Regions from separate parts of the Mus musculus genome. Here region 2 is linked to region 1. Evidence: chromatin loops called from intact Hi-C (ENCODE). Cell type or tissue: left cerebral cortex. All regions are shown on one strand.

The links. Peaks named below come from ENCODE experiments on the same cell type or tissue, not always from the same donor. Only the 100,000 strongest peaks of a DNase experiment are listed, where the experiment ranks them.
Region 2: it touches region 1 in a loop (4-fold over the local background); 3 of 42 quality-filtered maps call a loop at or near these places.

Annotation. Positions count from the first base shown.
Region 1 is chr15:94,765,040-94,773,039 of GRCm38, reverse strand. The region is part of intron 3 of Tmem117 (transmembrane protein 117); the gene reads right to left. Among named protein-coding and RNA genes, the nearest start is that of Gm25546, 88 kb to the right of the region's middle. In left cerebral cortex, a CTCF peak has its summit at 3,730 (motif pointing left); DNase peaks (open chromatin) are centred at 1,609, 1,922, 2,436, 3,603 and 1 more place; H3K27ac peaks cover 1,354 bases.
Region 2 is chr15:94,964,136-94,972,135 of GRCm38, reverse strand. The region is part of intron 5 of Tmem117 (transmembrane protein 117); the gene reads right to left. Among named protein-coding and RNA genes, the nearest start is that of Gm23129, 19 kb to the left of the region's middle. In left cerebral cortex, no CTCF peak of the experiment used is centred here; DNase peaks (open chromatin) are centred at 3,187, 3,556, 4,482 and 4,926; H3K27ac peaks cover 1,952 bases.

The sequences.
Region 1 (8,000 bases):
TGAAGAAAGAGGAGGAGGAAGAAGAAATGAAGAAATGTGTGGTAAAGAGAAGCCCGGGGCAGGTAATAAAAGATCTGGACCCTAACCTCTGTTCTTACTGATGGCAGCCAAGAATGAGCAACACCTCTTGGCACCTCTATTTCACCTCCCTGCCTCTCCAGCCAACAGAACGGACCCTCCAGACGGCAGAAATCACTTCCTTCCAGTAAACAGGGCTGCATTCCTGCCATGTAGGGATCTCCTGGATACCACCCATGTCCGGGTTTTACATGCGGCATATTTGAGAACGGAAGACTCTGGTCACAGATGAGTTTGGACTAAATGTATTCAAAGCCATGGCTGCTATCCACCATAAAACCCACCACACACAATTGTCCTTCAAACAAAAATATAATTAGCCTGTAGAAACACTCCACAAACCCTTCTGACCTCCATGCAGACAGAACCACTGGCATTCATGAAATCTGCTGATGTATAAGTGCATCTCTAAGAGCAGAGTTCATGATTGAGAGCACTTTCGGGATGAAATAATTGATAAGGTCCTAGGAGATGCTGAAAATTCATTACACACTGTGAGGATTTATAATGCTGGGTCCTGCCTCTCTAACAAGGAACAGACGAGATGGCACAATGGGTAACTTTCATAGTGAACAAGTGTACCTTTCTTTATTAAAATAACAGTGAATTACCGTGACTCTCTCTGATTAAAATTTCTTTCAAATGTGTCTCACCCAGCACACCAGGTTCACTATAATCTTTAGAAAAGAGCTGAGAGTCCCAGAGGCCCTGCTGATGCTGAGAACTGTTGGGAATTCATCATATGTGATACAACGCTGACCTTTCCTTCGAGTACACATGTCGTTTTCAAAAGAACTGGTAGAAAATCCAAAGCACAAACCAAAGAAAACACAGTAGGTCTCCTAAAGGGAAGATTCCTTCGTTCAGCCTCCTTCGACTTCTGCAAACGTTCAGATTGATAGCTGACCAGCTCTGGCCACTGCCGTCTCCTCGATGTGGATGTTTCCTGCCCAAATTCAAGGCGGCAGAGAAGGGATGTGCCTGGGCACAGCTGCAGCACACAGCATGAACCAAACCAGCAGAGCGGGCCCCATCACCAGGAACAGCCGGCACACACCAATCTGAGAGTAATTAATGCGTGATGCGCCAACTAGATAGTCTAATTAAATAACGGTGTTTAATTACTAATTAGTATGTGACTTATGCAGACGGAACGTTTAGACTTGTCAGATGTTAAAAAGAACCCTGAGAAACTCGGAGCCCCGTCACTTCCGCGTCTCTCTTTAAATGGCGCATGTGAGGAAGAGACGATCCTCGTCTGTCTAGCCAAACCGCAACAGGAAGAACTCGCCTACCTTCCTGAGGAAGACATTGTCATTCGGCTTAGCCACCAAGCCAAAGTCAAGACGGTAGTTCAAAGTGTGGGATGGTGTATAGTCCTAATATCCCACCCATTAGAATATCCATGCTGACCAGCTGGACTGGTTTGGTTCTTGCTTTGTATACAGTTACTAACTTTACACACACAACAATCTGCCTTTGACTCAAACCGTCTCTGATGACAAACATCCAGAGTATGCAAATTACTCCCCTTGTCATTCTGGGTCTTGAAATAGGTAGGGGCTAAAGAGGGATGCCAATAGACTCTCAAGACTGATTGTGCAAGTCACATAAGATTGTGTTCCACAGCTGTGAGACTTGGGAGGTTTTCTTTCCTTTTCTTTTTTTTTTTATATATCTTTTTTTTTTTTTTTTTTTTTTGGCATCTACAGAAAAAGTACCATCTGTCTTCTCATTACCCTAAAAAAAGAAAGCAAAAGGAGTACGATGCCAACCCTTACTTTCAATTATTTATCATCTGAGATGCACACACACACACACACACACACACACACAAAAGGCTCCGTGAATAACATCTTCTCCCTTTGTGGAAAGTGTAGGTGGAAACGCCTCCAGTAGAATGTTAAACGGGAAGATGAGATGGACGCCCCTCTTTTATTAAACATTCCTTCTCATAATCTCGCCAAAACAAAAGCAACCAACCATATCTCTGCCATCTCCCTGGAGACAGTGACACACCTGCTCCCTGAAAACACAATCCTGTAACTAAAGAAAACACTAAAAATCAGGACATTTGACAAGAAGACTTGAGGAACAGTTGCCTTCCCAGAATCAACTAGGCTGCTTCCCTGACCCTGGTGGTTTTTATGGCATTGTATTTATTTACTTATTTTGTCTATGAGCGTGTGACACCACACGCGTGAAGAGGTCAGAGGATGACTGATAGGACTCACTTCTCTCCTTCTGCTATGTAGATCCTGGAGGTCAAACTCAAGTCTTAAGGCTTTGCAGGAGGTACCTTTGCCAGCTGAGCCACTCTGCGCTACTTACTACATGCTGCCCCACCCCTAAGCCCGCCAGCCCTGGGCTTTAGGCTGCTTATTTGAAATGCACTTCCCTGTCACATCTCTTGTTAACTCACATTTTTCTCTCCTACATAGTTTAAAATCCTCAGCTGAAATACAGGCTCGAGCAGTGAAGGTTCTGAAGTAACGATGATGTTAGCCTGGGGACACATTCCAAGGCAGGCAGACAGAGACTCTACAGCACCATGGGGACAGGCCAGCTCCCACAGGAATGGTCAGAGTGAAGGCTCCTGCTGGACAGTGGACAGTAATTATAAGAAACTGTGCTTGCCATCCTGGGGCAGGGGGATAAGGGACAACTCCATGGGCTGGGTTGAAATTTGGAAGAATCAAGAAATGGTAGAGTACAGCACAGAAGAAGTGGAGCAGCGGCCATCAGGAAGCCAATTTGTCAAGTGGGCCCTGGGGACAGAACTCATGAACCCTGTCCCTGCCAAAACCGGAAGTGAACCCCGTGGGGGGGGGGGGGTGTCTTCTGGGTATTTTGTTGTTGTTTATGTTTCTGAGAATGAATGATATACATGTATGGAGTCTAAAATCTCCATATCAGATCCACACGGGCTGTACAGCCATATTAGGAAGGTTATATGTGTTATCATTATTGTTAATTTCCCACTGCAAAAAAAAATGGAGTTCTACAATTATATTGGGGACTGTATAATGGCATATTGAGGACTTATGAACATATATACTATATATTTGTATATACTATATATATATATACTATATATACTATATATTTGCTACTTTCTGAGTTATAAAGTACTTTGCTTTCTGTGTTATGAAGTACTTTGCAAACAATTATTTGGGTCAGTACAGATGTCTTAGGTTTTTTATTGCGGTGTAGACACACCATGACCAGAGTAACTCTGGTAAAGAAAACATTTCACTGGGGCTGGCTTACAGTTTCAGAGGTTTAGTCCATTATCATCATGGTGGGAAACATAGCAAAGTCCAGGCAGACATGGTGCTGGAGGAGTGCTGGGAGTTCTACATCTTGGTCTGAAGGCAGCAGGAAGAGACTGGATCTCACAGGCAGCCAAGAGGAGACTGGATCCCATTGGCCAGACTTGAGCTTGTATCTAAGCCCTCCAAGCCCACCCACACAGTGACGCACTTCCTCCAAAAAGGCCACACCTCCTGATAGTGCCATTCCCTATGGACCAAGCATTCAAACACATGAATCTAGAGGGGCCATACGGTATAGGTAATTGACTAAATTCTGGCAGGTTCTTTCTCCAATACAGCGACAAGGACAAAAGTTTGTCCACAGTGCCCTCTAGTGGTTTACATTTTCAACACAAATAGACATCCTTTAAACAGCCCTTCCATGGTATTAGAATGAGGCGCACCTGTTTGAGAATCTCAAAACTGCAGGATTTGGGATCCTTAAACCTAGAATCTATTCATAAATGTCATTTTAGTCTATTAAACTGCCAACGTTAGTCTGTTAGTTCCTGGCATGAAAGTGATATGTTCTTGAGGAATCAATAAATGAATTACGAATATTAATATGTATGAGTCTCTCCTAATCCCAGTGTTCGTTTTTTAATCCATACCCCTGCCTTTGGACGATGCGCCTTCCACAGACAGATCTCATAGCTGTCCATAGAGAAACACAGCTGCCAAAGAGGAAACAACAACAACAACAACAAAATCCCATGATAACTTCACTATCTACATCTAAGATTTCAAATTCCTCATTTATAAATTATCATTATAGTCATCTTTTTTCTGAAATGAGCTGCCAATGCTCCCAGATGCCTGAAAACCAAGGAATCCTCTAGACCGAGGACCAAGGATGCTCTTCTTGGGCTTAGATGCAAGGTATCCTTACCAGAAGCTTAGTTAAGTCATGCTGCCGCCTCATAGCTATCGCAGCAACTTACAGAATCTAGGAAAATAAAGTAACAACAAGTAAAGGTTGTGAGGAAAGTCCAGTGGAAGAGAATGAAGAAAATGAGGGAAAAGAAAGGAACCCACATAGAAATACACACGAAGGAGGAATAATGAAAACCGGTAATAAATAAAACACAGACCCGACAGAGCCTGTGAAGCCAGCCTCAGAGGAAGGCAGGTGCTTGGTGCCTTTCAACCGTGAACCATTCGGAGACCTCCTCTTGCTGTCCAAAGCAGCAAGGATGGGAAGCTAAGTGGAAGCTCGTGGTTTCTAAGTTTCTGCCCCAAGTGCAGGAGCCTCCTCAACACCTGAGGATGCATTAGAACTCAGCAGGCTCAACACAGACAGTCCTCAAAAAACTTAAAACACAAATGCCCAGGGTCTAGCTACACCACCCCTGGGTAGATCCCAGAAGAGATCCATCAACACACACCAGAGATACCTGTGCATCCGTGTTTATCTTTGTACTGTCCGTAAGCACCACGATACGGAAACAAACATTCGATGAAAAGATAAAGAGAATAAGAAAAGTGATTATCTCATTACATGGAAATCGACTGAGAAGAAAATCATATTAAGTGAAGTAAGACACATTCAGAAAGATACGTATCTTCTCATATGAAAATAATTGATTTTACATACACACATACACACACATGCGTACACACATGCATGCACACTCACATGTATGTGTACACACACCCACACGTACATGCACACACAGAGACACACTCACACACTCAGACTCTAAGTTAGAAGGGGAGCTTTTGAGGGGAGGAACAAGAGAGCAATGATAGGTGTGATTATAAGCAAAGGCTGTGCTTCTCTGTGTGTGTGTGCGCGTGTGTGTGTGTGTCTGTGTCTGTGTCTGCGTGTGCATGTGCATGTGTGTGAAGATGTCCTTCTGAACCTCATTGTTTTGTCTATTTGGTTACATTTTTGTTTTAATAAACAATCTGAGAGCTTGGGCTATCACTTAGGAAAATTGCTTACATTGGGAGTACGAGGAGGACCTGAGTTCCCATCCCCAGAACCTATGTAAAGGGTCAGGAATGGTGGTGGGCACGTGCCATCCCAAGGATGGTGAGGCGGGAGGCAGAAGCAAGAGGAGCTCTGTAACATCACAGACCAGCTAGCCTGACCTGTGCGGCAAAGTTCCAGGCCAGTGAGAGAGAGAGATCCTGCTTCCAGCAGAAAGGTGGAAAGTGTCTGAAGATCACCACCCAAGGTTTTCCACTGACCTCCACATATAACAGGTACCCACATCCATGACAACACCATACATGAAGGGACACACACAGAGAGGCACTCACAGCCATGTGCACACACACAAACATACAGAGACACACACACACAAAGAAACACAGATACGCGTACAAATACAGAGACATACACAGAAACAGATGCACATACATACATACATACAAAACACACACACACAGGCACACATATTTGAACTGGACCCTGAGTATATATTAAAAGCCATGTGCTATAGGTACAGTCCCCAGGGCAGAACTATGGAAAATGGAGATCTTTAAGAAGTAGGGCTTAGAAGAACATCTTTAGGTCACTCAAGGTGTGTCCTCAAAGGTGACTGTGGGTCCCTGGCTCTCTTATCTTCCTCTCTTTTGCTTCATAGCCACGAATTGAGTGTTTCTGCCTTACCACACACTTACCATAGGACAGTACCAAAGCAACGGAATCAATCAGTTGTTGACTGAAGCCTCCAAACGTGCTAATCAATTTATTATAGAAAATAAGGAAGCACCACAGTAATCTTGAGCAAAGTTTCCACCTCTGAGTCAACTACGATCAAAGGGAAGCCGTCCTATGAAATTACGGCTGCTCCTGCTGTAGCGGCAGGAACAGTGGAGGGAGTACGATCCATGCTACAACAGCTCAGCCACTTGGTCTTTTTTTTTTTAAGGTATGTTCATTTAAAATGCCAATAAGATGTTTCTGTAAAAATGGATGCACTAAGTGAAAAATAATGTTGACCTATACAGTGAATCAAGGTGAAGTCTAAAAACTAAAACCACAGCGTTAACTAAGTAATAATGTTCATCTTACACAAGGAAAAGCAATGACACTTTTCTTTCTTTCTAAATATTTTAGTTATGCTGTCTTTTCTTCCTAAAATAGAACAGCATCTGGGCTGGAGAGATGGCTCAGAGGTTAAGAGCACTGACTGCTCTTCCGAAGGTCCCGAGTTCAAAGCCCAGCAACCCCATGGTGGCTCACAACCATCTGAAATGAGATCTGTTGCCCTCTTCTGGAGTGTCTGAAGACAGCTACAGTGTACTTATATATAATCTTTTTTAAAAATATAAAATTGCATTAGTTTAATAATCAGGAGAAAACAGTTAGTCGCCCGTATGGCTTCACGTTCATCTGTACTTGTTTCCGATTAAATTCTATAATATCCAAGACATAGATACATAGCTTGCCTGGTTTGTAAACCCAGTTATCAATTAAAAGACTGGGAAAAAGTCCTGGAGCTTCCCTACTACTTCCGTGTGACTCATCAGAGGCGCCTAAAGACAACACATGCTCAATTAGAGACAAAAGTGCAGAGAACACATATTCAGAGGTGAACTTCTAGGGTCATGCAGGGTGATAGTCTTACAATCTCTATTCCATTACTCTTGCTTCTCAGTGGGATCTGGCAAGCTGGACAGTTTCCTTGTAGAGTGTGTCTTTTGGACCTTTACCCAGACTGTCTACAGATGGCCCAGGTCAACCCCTGGTACCTAAAAAGATGACAGCTAGCTTATCCCTACTCTACTCTTTGATGCTTATTCCAGCTCTTCAGACAGCATGGCTGAGGTGTCGGTCCATGCAGAGACACTGACCAATGCTATGGAAACACTGTGGCATCTGGAAGGGCCTTGAGAAGCCACCTTTGCAAAGGGCATGGAGGACAAGGGCAGGGATTTACAGCCAGTTTGGAAAGCTCTGGGAAATTTAGAGTTGCTCACCCTCTGAAGCCTTGCTTTTCTCTTATCTCCTTACTCTACAGCAGGAGCATTACTGGGATGGCTCAGGATAAAACATGCATGCCATCCATGCTAGATCATTTCTATCGTGTAATGTGTTGGACAAATCAGTGCAAAATGAGAATTTCCTCGAGCATGCAGACTGACCAAGATAAAGGGTGGTTGTAAGCCTTCCTTCCACTGACAAGAAGACCCACTGGGAAACGCACCACTCCCTCGAAAAGACCAAGTTCTACAGTGTTGGGGCTGCAGCTGCTGCTAATGTTCACACTCCTGACCTGAAATTCGGCTTTTTTGTGATTTGTTATTTTCAATTCACTGGTTTGGTTCTCTAATAGCTGGTCCCCAAAATAGCAAATGTTAAATACTTTATAAACACTGTTCTACAACAGAAAGTGCTACACATGATTAAATGTTCAGTTTAAATTGACCCAGAGAAAGTTTTCATAGTGAGCAATAAGAATGTAGGAAGAAAACCACGTTTTTTTTTTTTTATTGAGTCAAGATATTTTTGTTACAACTAAATATTCCAAATCTGTATTAAGTATAGTCTGTTCCTCAGGATGCATGGTATTATTTCAGTTCTGATAGAAAAAAACATAAAGGTACTGGAGTCTTGACTTTTGCTTGATGGTGAACCCTTTTAGGGACAGAATAATC
Region 2 (8,000 bases), 200 kb before region 1:
CAGTGTTTTTATGCAAGGTCTGCAACTATGTTGTATTTATGACTGTGGCTGTTCGACTTACTTGTGTATGACCTTGAATAAATTATCGAGTCTTCCTATGCCCAGATTTTCTAATCACAATGAGGGAAGAGCAGTAATAGTCTCATAGAAACGTGAGACTTGCATGAATTAAGCAAGAAACACCCTGGATGGCCAGCCGCCAAATCAGGAAATACACTTTCAACGGTGGGTTCTGGCTTTCGGGAATCTAACAGTGTATCTGCCTGAGGTACCTGTGCGCCTTACAGCCAACATCTAGAATCTCCGCCGTGAAGGCTCCAGTTTAGAGAAGTCCCAGGAAAGCCTGAATGTCCTTCCTTGGTGCTTTTCCAGGTGCAGCTTTGCGACATGTGCAGAAGAGCTATTTTCCCTTGAGGTGGCCTTGTAGGCAGAGCATATGCAGCATACACAATAGGAAGTCCCATTTTAAAGGAGATCCTCCCTGAATATCTATTCCAAACATGACAATGACACTAGGAGCAGGTATCCTACTGTTACGTTTTACGGTCAATACAAGTATTTCAATTTCAAAAATTAAAAGTAGACCTGAATATCTCTATAATATGCCCCCCTCCCATACTGCACATACTCACCCTGCTCATTAAGGCTTGGTTATCAGTTTTTAAAGTTTGACTTTTTTTTTTTAATTACATGTATTTTGACAAGTGACTGGAAAGCAGTAATGTAATCCTGGTTAAATGGTATTTAACTAGTTTAAACAGTAACTTATTTTTAAATTTAGGGGCTCAGTATAAAGTGGATTCACTTCTTCTACCCCCTTCTCCTTTCTTTCCCCTTTTATTCTCTTTCTGCAGAACCATATTGATAAAACCACCACGAAATGAAATGTTACTCCATTAGTCTTAAATAATGCACCCGAAAAGGAGATTCTATCCCGGTGTTCAAAGCCATGTAACCAACTAAGTGCCAGGAAACTGATGTGTAATGTAAGAATAAACGAAGAGATAGCATGATTAGAGGAAGGGTTCCTGAAAAGTTGCTGGGAATAGAAGCAGGCCACCATGCTGAATGTTTGCTTGGTAATAGAGTTCAATGGGTAAGAAATGTGTGTGTGTGTGTGTGTGGGGGGGGTGGTCATGCAAGCAAAACTACACAGGATCCAAGTCACCAGGGAGGGAGCATGGTATGCAAGTGAAACACAGCAGAGTGTGTGTAAAATATGCTCTACAGGTTCCAGTTGCAGAAGAAACACATTCAATGACGGCCATAGAGACCAGACACGCAGTAGCCTGAAAGAATCTTTGAAAGCATGGAACTTTCTCAGCTCATAAATTGACCATGATAGAGCTGTCAATCACCCACTTTTAAACACCTCCCTGGGATTGCAGGTTTCCACTTAAATTTCCAGGTAAATTTTTATGGTCATGTCTCAGCTTTTCCTTTAACAGTGTTGTAAATCTGTTTCAGAGATGAATATCTAGGCTTTGTCGTGCATTGTTGGGACGCATCATTTCTCATGAGAACGGGGTCCTCTCCTCAACACCATGGTGTTCTAGGAAGAAATAATAGTGTTGGGCCATGTGCCACAGTAAGAGTGCCTCTCAGATCTTGAAGCCATATGGATTTCTTGCCCATTGTATAAATTCTAGTTGTTTGATAATCCTATGTCCTGGAAACAAAACCTAAATTAATAAGGGAGCAAGTGGAATACCCCACACATCTAAATGTGACTCCCAGAAAAATGAGAAACACCCCTTCAGTGCCAAATACCTTTCCTTCATGGTGATTTATGCAAGCACTGGAACACAGAGCATGCCACTGTATCATCCTGGCGTTTGTTCCCCCAAATGTTTAACCATTGAGCCAGTCAGTAATTTTGTACCCTATCGTACACTAGTGATGTAAAAGGCAGGTTCCTTTTTCTAAAAGAGAAAAATAATGGTCTGAACATAAAGACTGGAGTAATTCCACAAATGAATGGGTGGTAGCTAGTCTAGATCCTACTGCTGCGAGCAGACTTGACGGTAGGTGAGGGTTGAAACTTTCCACCAATGAGCTGAGACTTCCTGGCTTGAGCCTAACACTGCTGGATCTATTACTGAAGAGGCGTTCTTATCTTTTTTTTTAATTAGGTATTTTCTTCATTTACATTTCCAATACTATCCCAAAAGTCCCCCATACCCCCTCTACTCCCCTACCCAACCACTCCCACTTCTTGGTCCTGGCATTCCCCTGTACTGAGGCATATAAAGTTTGCAAGACCAAGGGGCCTCTCTTCCCAATGATGGCCGACTAGGCCATCTTCTGATACATATGCAGCTAGAGACACGAGCTCCAGGGGGTACTGGTTAGTTCATATTGTTGTTCCACCTATAGGGTTGCAGAACCCTTTAGCTTCTTGGGTAATTTCTCTAGTTCCTCCATTGGGGGCCCTGTGATCCATCCAATAGCTGACTGTGAGCATCCACTTCTGTGTTTGCTAGGCCCCGGCATAGCCTCTCAAGAGACAGCTATATCAGGATCCTTTCAGCAAAATCTTGCTAGTGTATACAATGGTGTCAGTGTTTGGAGGCTGATTATGGGATGGATCCCTGGGTATGGCAGTCTCTAGATGGTGCATCCTTTTGTCTCAGCTCCAAACTTTGTCTCTGTAACTCCTTCCATGGGTGTTTTGTTCCCAATTCTAAGAAGGGGCAAAGTGTCCACACTTTGGTCTTCGTTCTTCTTGAGTTTCATGTGTTTTGCACATTGTATCTTGCATCTTGGGTATTCTAAGTTTCTGGGCTAATATCCACTTATCAGTGAGTACATATCATGTGAGTTCTTTTGTGATTGGATTACCTCACTCAGGATGATGCCCTCCAGGTCCATCCATTTGCCTAGGAATTTCATAAATTCATTCTTTTTAATAGGCGTTCATATCTTAAATCTCACTGCAGCTCCCACTCCCTCTTCTCTACCCGTAGTTCTTGAGAGGATTAAGAATAACGGCTGTTTCTGATGATTGTCAGAAGTCTGCACAGAATACAGCAGATACGGGCGGGGCCCTGAAATGTTTTCAGGCCACCGGGCATCAGCTCACTGAAAGGTGCTGAATAAATTAAGCCAAAATTATAAACCTCGTTGATGTGTTTGAACTTCTCAGCAAACATTCCTCATTCATATTTAATTGCTCCGCCGGGACTGTTCTTCTTTGGAGTGGTTCCAGACATTATTTCCATTCCATTAGTAAGCTTGCAGGGTGTCTACTCCTTAACCCAAAATGATTGATCCTATAAAAGCCTCTCCAGTTGCTGACCTGAACACTAATTGAGTTTGTGTATAGATTAAAAGGAAAACATGTTTTCAGAAAAGTTTCTACATATATTGCTGTCACTTAAATTCCTTGTTAATGGGGGGGGGGGACGGCACAACAAAATGATGATACTTGGTGTCTTCTCTGAATTGGCTTTAGAAAATGTGGTGGTGTGAAGCAAACTAGGATCCAAAGCTGGGGGAAGGCATCTAAAATAGCTCTTCCAATGCAGAACAAGACAGTCTCATTTCAAGAGAGAACAAACGTCGGTGGATATGCTAATGTCTGTTCTTGCAGACTCCAGCTCTGGCTGCAGATACATCCATCGTAGAGGCATACAGAATCCCTGTATTCTACTGAAGAGAGCAAGAGTCCATGATGCCTTGTTTCTGTGTTCCAATTGGGAGTTACTGAACGTGGTGTGCCCCCAAAGGCTCATGGGTTACCTCTAAACACTTGGTCTCCAGCTGGTGGTGGCCATGGTTTGAAGGGTAGCAGAGAACCACTAGAAGCTAGAAATTTTGAAGGAAGTGGAATGCAGGAGACAGGGCCTTTACAGTCTGGACTCACTTCCTGTCCACCTTCTCCTTCCAGACTGTGGACACAATGCAATCAGCCATCTCCAGCTCCTGCAGCCAGTCTTCACTGATGAGACATTGGGGACTGGTCCCCTTGGACTATCACTCAAAATAAACTCTCTTCCCCTAAGCGCTTCCTTGTCAGGTATTTGGTCATAGAAAATAAATCTAATATACAGGAGAAATGGTTAAATGTTTCTTCACATGTTTTACAAAAAGACAGGAAAATGGTGATGTACAGAGACAGAATTCATCAAGATAAGATATATTTAAATAATGTTTATGAGTTTGTATATGGTTTGAGATTCTGATCTTATAATCTGCACACTTATTCAACTCTTTACTTTTCTACAGACTGTAATGAAATAAAAATTCTTGTTTCTAGCGTAATTAAGATGAGCAAAAGCATTTTCTACAAGTTATGCATATAATAATAGTTTATATAATGTACATATGGAATTATATGAATATAGCCAGCACATTCTTTCTAGACAGTTGTCTTAATTGGGGTTTCTATTGCTATGAGGAGACACATGGCCACAGCAACTCTCATGAAGGAAAGCTTGTAATTGCAGCTGGTTTTCAGTTCAGAGTTTTAGCTCATTATTGTCATGTCAGAAAGCATGACAGTGTGCAGGCAGACCTGGTGCTAGAGACAGAAATGAGAGTTATACATCCAGATCTACAGGCAGCAGGAGGAGAGAGAGGACAGACAGACAGACAGACAGACAGACTAGCCTGGCTTGAGCATTTGAAACCTCAAAGCCCATCCTCAGTGACACAGTTCCGTCAACAATGCCACACCTACTCCAAGCATACACCTCCTAGTAGAGCCGCTCTCTGTGAGCCTCTGGGGACCGTTTTCATTCAAACCTCCACACCAGCCATCCCTATTTTAAAGCTAAGCAGATCTTCAATTAACTCCGTTCTATATTCTGATCCGATTAGCTTTTTGCTAGCCCTCTTTTTGATATATATTCAATGTACCATCTGTAATCCTCTCACTGCACCAACCAGTGTCCTTGGCACTGCGTTTGGTTGCCACACAGACTATTTTCCTTCAGTAAGTGAAATGAGGAAACACGTACTACATAAAAAGAACGGGGCTGAGGAGACAGCCCTGTGGTAAGTATATGCTGTACAACCACGAATCATCTGATTGTGGATCTCCAAGTAAAAGGTTGAGTGTGGCAGCAGGCTCCTGGAACCAGAGAGCTCATGGTTGGGTGTTAGGGAAAATGGGGATATGTGGCCTTTCTGGCTAGTGGTCTAACCAACAGGCAGAGAGTTCCACGTCTAGTGAAACATTCTCTCTAGAGCATTGATTCTCATCCTGTGGGATCATGGCCTCTATGGGGTCAAAGCCCACAGAAAAACAAACATTTAAATTATGATTCATATCAGTAGCAAAATTACAGTTATGAAGAAGCAATGAAATCATTTTATGATTCAGGGTCACCATAACATGAGGAAGTGAATTAAAAGCTCACAGCATTAGGAGAGCTGAGAACCGCTGGTCAAGGGATAAGGGCGGGTGGTAAGAGAGGACACCTAACATCCTCCTGTGTCCTCTGAACATGCAACGTATACATGTGTATACATACATGCACCATACAGGTGTGCACACACAGAGAGAGAGAGAGAGAGAGAGAGGGAGAGAGAGAGAGAGAGAGAGAGAGAGAGAAATTGGATCCAAATGGGAGAAGAAGTCACATTTTTGTTTGATGACTGCATGATCTGGTATGTAGGAAAATCTAAAAATTTCACAAACAAACCAAAAGCCTGTTAGAATAAATGAAATCAGCATAGACACAAGAGATTAAATTAACATACAGTAATATATACCTGTACTAAAAAGTAATTGAGAAAAATGCCCCATTTATAACAGCAATAAAAATTTGAATGTAAATTTAACAAAGGTGGCAAACAATCTATATAATAAAAACTCTAAGACACTGATGATATAAAATAGAGACAAAAGGAATGACAAGATCTTACAGGTTCACTGAGTAGGTGGAATGGTCATGTTTACTGATGCCAAGGTGTTCTAAAGGGCTGTATTAATCAAGCCATGTTGTATAAGCATTAAAACAATGATCTGAGGTTCCCATGTCTGGACTCCATGATTGACAAAATAGTCTGACATATTAGCCATCAAAATTATGGTGACATGAAGTCAGTTTAAAAAAAACAAGTGGGAAAGTGTGTAATCAATAGATGTACACTTAAAGGAAGGATGAATTCACTTCAGGGAGAAGTAATGATAGAAAATGGTCCTGCGTAGAAGTAGTGGAGATACATGGATGAATAGATAGATAGATAGATAGATAGATAGATAGATAGATAGATGCATAAAAATTCAAGCAAAAGAAAGCAAACATTTTATAGTTAGTAAGCCTGATTAAATATATATATATTTAATTCTCATAGTAAATTAAAACAATTCTGCATTTATTATTTTTATACTGATAGGAGAAAATAAATGAAATTAAGGAAATCAATGATCCATTCAAAAGATACAAGAGTGTTGAAAAGATGGGTATAAATCAAGATGGCAGAGTTAACACAGGTATATTAGCATTTACATTAAGTATACATAGTCCAAATATGTCAGTCAAAATAGAGTCTCCAAATTATTTCTAAAGCTCAAATGTGAATTTACCTACCTCTATGTCATATAATATATGTGTCTGTGTTGATAGATTCTAAGTAGCCAAAAGTAAAAGAACAGAGAAAAAGATATTTGTGAATAATATTAGACTGGGGCTTTGTTCAGTGGACAAAGTTTGAGGCTGGGGCAGTGGTTCAATGAGGAAAGTGTTTGCCACACAAGAGTGAGGGCGATAGTTCTGATCCCCAGAATCAACATACATGTGCTATGTGGAGACACCCTGCAATTCCAGCCTTAGGAGCAGGGGCAGGGGATCCCTAGAGCAAGATGATTAGTAGGACTGGCCATATTGATAAACTCTGGATTTGAGTAATAGACCCTGCTTCAATGAACAAGATACAAAAATGATGGAGTCCCTGCCTGCTAACTCACCAAAAAGCACACCCAACGTCAGTAAAATGCACCACAAACCTGCCTCACAACTCTGCCTGGCTTTCTCAGAGGCCTTACCATAACACCAGGTAAACCAGGCAAGCTCTCAAACACCTTGGGAAGTGCACCAACACAGGTACTACAACCCAAACCCTGGGCTCAATTTCCTGCCCCACAACTCTGTCTGCTTACTTGAAATCCTACCAGTACAAGAAACACCAGGTAAGACACCACACCACCTGCCAACAACAACACCTGCAAGCCCCACCCTGCCAACTTGCCTAAAGAGCACCCAAAAGTAGTAAACTGTACCCCATATCTTGCATTCCACCCCCAACCCACAACTCTGCCTGCATTCCTGGAGGCTTTGCTGGCACCACGGACAACTAGGTAAGACCCTGCCCCAAGTGCTTGCCCACCATATTCCCCTAACACACTTATCATCCTTAAACTTCAGTTGATGCTCTGGAATCCATTTTTTTAGCCCATAAGTTTGCCTTCTTTCCTGGAGACCCACCAGCACCAGGGACTCCAGGCCATATTGGTACTATGGACCCCAGAGGCAAGGTGGGAATCCAAAACCTCAGAGGTCACACATGTCACAAAAGCCTCAAGGGAGACACCCTTACTAGACATGAAGACTAACTAGTCACCAGAACCCAGGCCAGTCAGGGCAGCAGACAAAAAGGAAACAGAAACCAAGGGGGGAAACATTAAAAAAAAAAAAACAAACCACCCATCCAATAAAGATAAACTCAGAAATCAGCATCTAAACTGATAATAACCACAAAGCCCAGATGCCTAAAGGCCAGTGTAAAAAAAATCAACAACAATCAGGGCAATATGGCATCTCCAGAGCCCAGCTATCTTACTACAGCAAGTGCTAGACATCCTAAGGTAACTGAAGCCTAAGATGATGCCCTTAAATCCAATCTTATATAGACAATAGAGTCCTTTAAAGAGGAAATTAATAAATCCCATAAAGAAATACAGGAAAATACAACCAAACAGGTGAAGGAGATGAATAAAACTGTTCATGATCTGAAAATACAAATACCACCAATAAAGAAAAGACAAACTGAGA